Linked DNA regions of Homo sapiens: region 2 is linked to region 1. The links are chromatin loops, found by intact Hi-C in ENCODE. Cell type or tissue: tibial artery. All regions are shown on one strand. Links, peaks and the distances in the headings refer to the core of each region. The heading gives the core; the rest is flanking DNA.

Evidence for each region. Peaks named below come from ENCODE experiments on the same cell type or tissue, not always from the same donor. Only the 100,000 strongest peaks of a DNase experiment are listed, where the experiment ranks them.
Region 2: it touches region 1 in a loop (2.6-fold over the local background); 18 of 110 quality-filtered maps call a loop at or near these places.

Annotation. Positions count from the first base shown.
Region 1 is chr17:8,261,003-8,263,905 of GRCh38, forward strand. It overlaps PFAS (phosphoribosylformylglycinamidine synthase), which reads left to right. Exons shown (of 28, transcript NM_012393.3): 12 at 1,918-1,991; 13 at 2,107-2,263; 14 at 2,573-2,634; 15 at 2,773-2,903. Among named protein-coding and RNA genes, the nearest start is that of PFAS, 13 kb to the left of the region's middle. In tibial artery, for the core only: no CTCF peak of the experiment used is centred there; no DNase peak of the experiment used is centred there.
Region 2 is chr17:8,311,243-8,314,145 of GRCh38, forward strand. ARHGEF15 (Rho guanine nucleotide exchange factor 15) reads left to right here. Exons shown (of 16, transcript NM_173728.4): 2 at 749-1,398; 3 at 1,680-2,012; 4 at 2,259-2,313. The coding sequence starts at 798. Among named protein-coding and RNA genes, the nearest start is that of ARHGEF15, 2.5 kb to the left of the region's middle. RefSeq lists an enhancer at 1,867-2,368. In tibial artery, for the core only: no CTCF peak of the experiment used is centred there; no DNase peak of the experiment used is centred there; H3K4me3 peaks cover 284 bases; H3K27me3 peaks cover 2,500 bases.

The sequences.
Region 1 (2,903 bases), core at 91-2,590:
GTAACTATGTTCAGCTTTTCAAAAAATTGCCAAACTGTTTTCCAAAGCAGCTGTACCATTTTACATTCTCTCTGGCAGTGTGTGAGGGTTCCAGTTTCTCCACATGCTTGACAACACTTGTTAATATCTGTCCTTTTGATTGTAAGGCATAATAGTGGGTATGAAGCAGTATTTCATTGTGGATTTGGTTTGTTTTTCTCTAATGACTAATGATGTTGAGCGTGTTTTCTTTCTTTCTTTTTTTTTTTTGTAGAGACAGAGTCTTGCTCTGTTACTCAGGCTGGAGTGCAATGGCGCAATCTCAGCTCACTGCAACCTCCGCCTCCCGGGTTCAAGCAATTCCCCTGCCTCAGCCTCCCAAATAGCTGGGATTACAGGCACGTGCCACCACACCTAGCTAATTTCTTTTGTATTTTAGTAGAGATGGGGTTTCACCGTGTTGCCCAGGCTGGTCTCAAACTCCTGAGCTCAGGTAATCCACCCGCCTCAGCCTCCCAAAGTGCTAGGATTACAGGCGTGAGCCACCGCACCTGGCCGAGCATGTTTTCGTATGCTAGTTAGCTATGCGTATATCTTCCTTAGAGAAACATCTATTCAGATCCTTTCCTATTTCTTTTTTCTTTTTTGAGATGGGATCTCACTCTGTCACCCAGGCTGGAGTGCAGTGGTGCGATCTCAGCTCACTGCAACCTCCATCTTCCGGGCTCAGGCAATCCTCCCACCTTAGCCTCCTGAGTAGCTGAGACTACAAGCTCCGGCCACCATGCCTGGCTAATTTTTGCATTTTTTGTAAAGATTGGATTTCACTGTGTTAGCCAGGCTGGTCTCGAATTCCTGAGCTCAAGCGATCCGCCCGCCTCAGTCTCCCAAAGTGCTGGGAGTATGGGTGAGTTCTCCCACAGTTTCTACCCTGGAGCCCCCAGGCTTCAGGACCCTTCCGCATCCAGAGGTTGCAGTGAGCCGAGATTGCATCACTGCACTCCAGCCTGGGCAACCGAGCAAGACCCCATCTCAAAAAAAAAAAAAGTTTTTAGTGTATAAGCCTTACTTCTATTGTTAAATTTATTCCTAATTATTTTTATTCTTTTTGATGCTACTGTAAATAGACATAGATATTTTTGCCTTTTTCATTTTTCGCTTAGCAGTATATCTTGGAAATAATTTCATATTGATGAAATCATATTACTTCATTACATTCCTATATTCTCTTTTTTTGGTGGCTTAGTCTTTCATTGTATAGACTTACCATAGTTTACTTAATGAGGTCTCTGTTGTCAGCCTTTAGGTTATTTCATGTACTTGCTAATACAAACGTTACTGTGGTGTTTAATCTTGTAAGTAGGTGATTTTATACCTGTGCAAATAAATCAGCGGGATGACTTCCTCAAAGTGTATTTACCCAATCAGAGACTGTGTGCATTTGTCATTTTGGTTGTTATTGCCAAATCGTCCTCCGTAGTTGATATCAGTTTACTCTCCTATCAACCCAGTCAAGTGGTAAGGCTTCTGGGCTAGGCAGGGTGGCTCACGACTGTAATCCCAACACTTTGGGAGGCCGAGGTGGGCGGATCACCTGAGGTCAGGAGTTTGAGACCAGCCTGGCCAAGATGGTGAAACCCTGTCTCTACTGAAAAAATACAAAAATTAGCCGGGCACGATAGCAGGCGCCTGTAGTCCCAGCTACTCAGGAGGCTGAGGCAGGAATATCGCTTGAACCCAGGAGACGGAGGTTGCAGTGAGCTGAGATCACACCACTGTACTTCAGCCTGGACAACAGAGCGAGACTCCATCTCAAAAAAAAAAAAGCTGGTCAGGCTTCTCCCTAACATCAGCTTCCTCTGTGTTCACGCTGCCTTGCTTTCGAGGCCTCTTCTCGTGGCTTCCCCAGTGTTCTGATTCTGCCTTCCCTTCTTACAGGCATGGAAGTTGTAAAGGTTGGAGGTCCCGTCTACAGGATTGGAGTTGGAGGTGGAGCTGCTTCATCTGTGCAGGTGAGTGGGAATTGCTAAAGGTGCAGAATCCTTGATATAACCGGGCCCCAGGCATAGGGGAGCGTATAGGAGCTTCCAGTCTCGCTGAGCTGAGCTATGCCATATATGCCCCCAGGTGCAGGGAGATAACACCAGTGACCTGGACTTTGGGGCTGTGCAGCGAGGAGACCCGGAGATGGAACAGAAGATGAACCGTGTGATCAGGGCTTGTGTGGAGGCCCCCAAGGGAAACCCCATCTGCAGCCTTCATGATCAGGGCGCTGGTGGCAATGGTGAGGAAAGGAGTTGGAACAAGAGACTGGGCCTGCCTGGTATCCTGCCAGGTTTCGTTTAGGGAGAGGTATCAGGAATCTCCAACCAACCACCCAGCTCTGGGTCCCATTCTCCATGCTCTGTACATTCTAGACAGGTTCAGGGTTGGAAGGGTGGAAGCCTGCTGCCGTGGGATGATTGGTGGTAAGGGTGCGGCAGCAGTTGACACAGGAACACACCAAATTACAGGCCCCTTTGGAGGCCAGGGACTGCCCTTTGTTGCCTGACCACCACTAGGTCACTGCTTCTCCTTGCAACCCTCTCACCAGGCAATGTCCTAAAAGAGCTGAGTGACCCAGCTGGAGCCATCATTTACACCAGCCGCTTCCAGGTGGGTCTCGTCCCCTGAAGTGTGACATTTTCCCACCCCTGCCAGCCCCAGCCCGCTTCCACCCATCTCTCTTGCAACAACATGAGACGTGGGAGTGCCCACTGGCCCTTCTCTTTCCTCCCCGCCGTGGCTGTGCAGCTTGGGGACCCAACCCTGAATGCCCTGGAAATCTGGGGGGCTGAGTACCAGGAATCAAATGCTCTTCTGCTGAGGTCCCCCAACCGGGACTTCCTGACTCATGTCAGTGCCCGTGAACGTTGCCCGGCTTG
Region 2 (2,903 bases), core at 277-2,776, 50 kb after region 1:
GGCCGCAGCGCCCTGGCCCGACTGGTCCTGTCCTTCGGTTCATTCTCCCAGCCACCTCCCCAGGCCTCTTGGCAAGACCCATGGCTGTGCTGGGCCTCTCTCTGTGACCAGACCCTAGGGCAGGCGGGGATGATCAGACGCAGGACAGGAGAGACCTCGCCAGGACCTCCTCATCTCCGGGGGTCAGAGGCTCCAAGAATCTTGATGGCAGGAAAAGGAGACTAAAAATAATCCGGAAAGGGAGAGTCCGGAGAGAGGAACTGGGAAATGGGGGGCGGAGGGCCAGTGGAGCAGGGAAACAGTGATGCACGCCTCGCAGCCCAGGCCCGGCGGACAGGCGCGCCCACGGCACCCAGACCCAGACAGCGCAGAACACACATGGCACACCCACCCTGGCACCGCTATCTCAGACACTCACACCGAGAACTTCCTAAAGGGCCACACACCACACACCGTATGCTCCACTCTCCCCCTGCACACCCACCCGGCAAGCACAGAACTCGCACACTCACAACACACCATGCCACCCCCTACACAAACCACACACAAACCTCCACAACACACTCCACGGACACACGGTTCAGTGGGCAGACACGGAGCGGCTGTATCCCGTATTGAGTTTTATGGATTCTCTGGAACCCCCACACCAGCCTTCCCTCCTGACTTCAAAATCCTGCCTTCCAGTGGCCCCAGTTTACCCTCCCTGTGGGGCACTAAGGGTCTTTCTCTTTCCCTCCCTCCTCCTCAGGGGATGACTCCAGCAGAGCACCTCACTCCTTTGAAGAGCACAGAGGAAGATGTCAGCCCAGTCCCTTCCTGCAGCAACACCCCCCACGCAGAAGCCCCCTCGGATCATCCGCCCCCGCCCTCCTTCTCGTTCCAGGGCTGCCCAGTCCCCAGGGCCTCCCCACAATGGCTCCTCTCCACAAGAACTACCCCGAAACTCCAATGATGCACCAACCCCAATGTGCACCCCCATCTTCTGGGAGCCCCCAGCTGCATCCCTCAAGCCCCCTGCTCTTTTGCCCCCCTCAGCTTCTAGAGCCAGCCTCGACTCCCAGACTTCCCCAGACTCACCTTCCAGCACCCCCACACCTAGTCCAGTGTCCCGGCGCTCCGCCTCCCCAGAACCTGCTCCCCGGTCTCCAGTCCCCCCACCCAAGCCGTCTGGGTCACCCTGCACGCCTCTGCTCCCCATGGCTGGAGTCCTGGCTCAGAATGGCTCTGCCTCAGCTCCTGGCACTGTGCGGAGGCTGGCTGGCAGGTTTGAAGGGGGTGCTGAAGGCCGGGCTCAGGATGCAGATGCCCCGGAGCCAGGTCTCCAAGCGAGAGCAGATGTGAATGGGGAGAGAGAAGCTCCCCTCACCGGGAGTGGGTCCCAGGAGAACGGTGCTCCAGGTGAGTGTGGCGGGTGGGGGGCGCTGGGTGACCTCAATCCACCCATCTTCTCCGTTTTCAGTGCTAACAACTTTCAGGGGCTACCTTTTCAAAAATGGAGTTAATGTTTGGGATATCTGGTTTCTGTATGTCGGGATTTGAAGGGAGTCAGGGTGGAGGAGATCTATAGATGCCTGGACCTTGATATTGCAGTTGCTGGGCAGGTTAAAGATGGAGATGGTCTGGGCGGGGGTGGAGCTGGGCCCCAAGGGCTTTCTCCTTAGGCTACCTGTCTCCCACAGATGCTGGCCTGGCCTGCCCTCCCTGCTGCCCCTGTGTCTGCCACACCACCCGGCCTGGCCTGGAGCTCAGATGGGTGCCTGTGGGGGGCTATGAGGAGGTCCCCAGGGTCCCCCGTCGGGCCTCCCCGCTGCGGACCTCTCGCTCCCGCCCCCACCCTCCAAGCATCGGTCACCCTGCCGTTGTCCTCACATCCTACCGCTCCACTGCTGAGCGCAAACTCCTGCCACTCCTCAAGCCTCCCAAACCAACTCGTGTCAGGCAGGATGCCACCATTTTCGGGGACCCCCCACAGCCAGATCTTGATCTGCTTTCTGAAGATGGAATCCAAACAGGTGCAGGGCCTGGGGGAGTGGACCTCTGGGCTGTGAGGGGACAGGAGAGAGGCAGGGGGGAACTAAAGCCCAGCAAACTACAATCCCCAACAGGCACTGGGCTCTTTGCTTCCCCACCAGCTGCTGCTCTGGTGCTGAAGAGAGTTGCAGTTTTTATAGTAACCATCCCTGCTGGGGCTGGAGTCGGGAGTCCTGGCTGGGGATCCTGGAGTTTTTTTTTCTCTTCACTCTGGCTTCTCTCTCCAGGGGACAGTCCTGATGAAGCTCCTCAGAATACTCCTCCAGCAACTGTGGAGGGGAGGTACTGAACACCCCCACCCCTACTCCCTGGTTCTCTCCCCACCATGCTTCTACCTGAGGGCAGACTAACCTTCAGCTCCAGCTAAATCCCACCTCCACAAAGGTGAGGGGACAAGGGCCAGGGCTCTAGAGATAAGCAGCCCTTGTTTCGAATCCCAGCTCTGGCCCTTATCAATTCTGTGATCTTATAGAAGGCCGGGCACGGTGGCTTACATCTGTAATCCCAGCACTCTGGGAGGCCGCGGCAGAAGGATCACCTGAAGTCAGGAGTTCAAGATCAGCCTGGCTAACGTGGTGAAACCCTGTCTCTACTAAAAATACAAAAATTAGCCGGGCATGGTGACGGGTGCCTGTAATCCCAGCTACTCGGGAGGCTGAGGCAGGAGAATGGCTTGGACCCAGGGAGATGGAGGTTGCAGGGAGCCAAGAGCGTGCCACTGCACTCCAGCCTGGTCGACAAGAGAGAAACTCCATCTCAAAAAAAAAAAAAATCTGTAGCCTTCCTGGGTCTCAGTGTCCTCATCTGTGAAATGGGGCTAAGCATAGGAACCACCTCATGGAATCGTGGGGATATGATATTGTGAAGAGCCG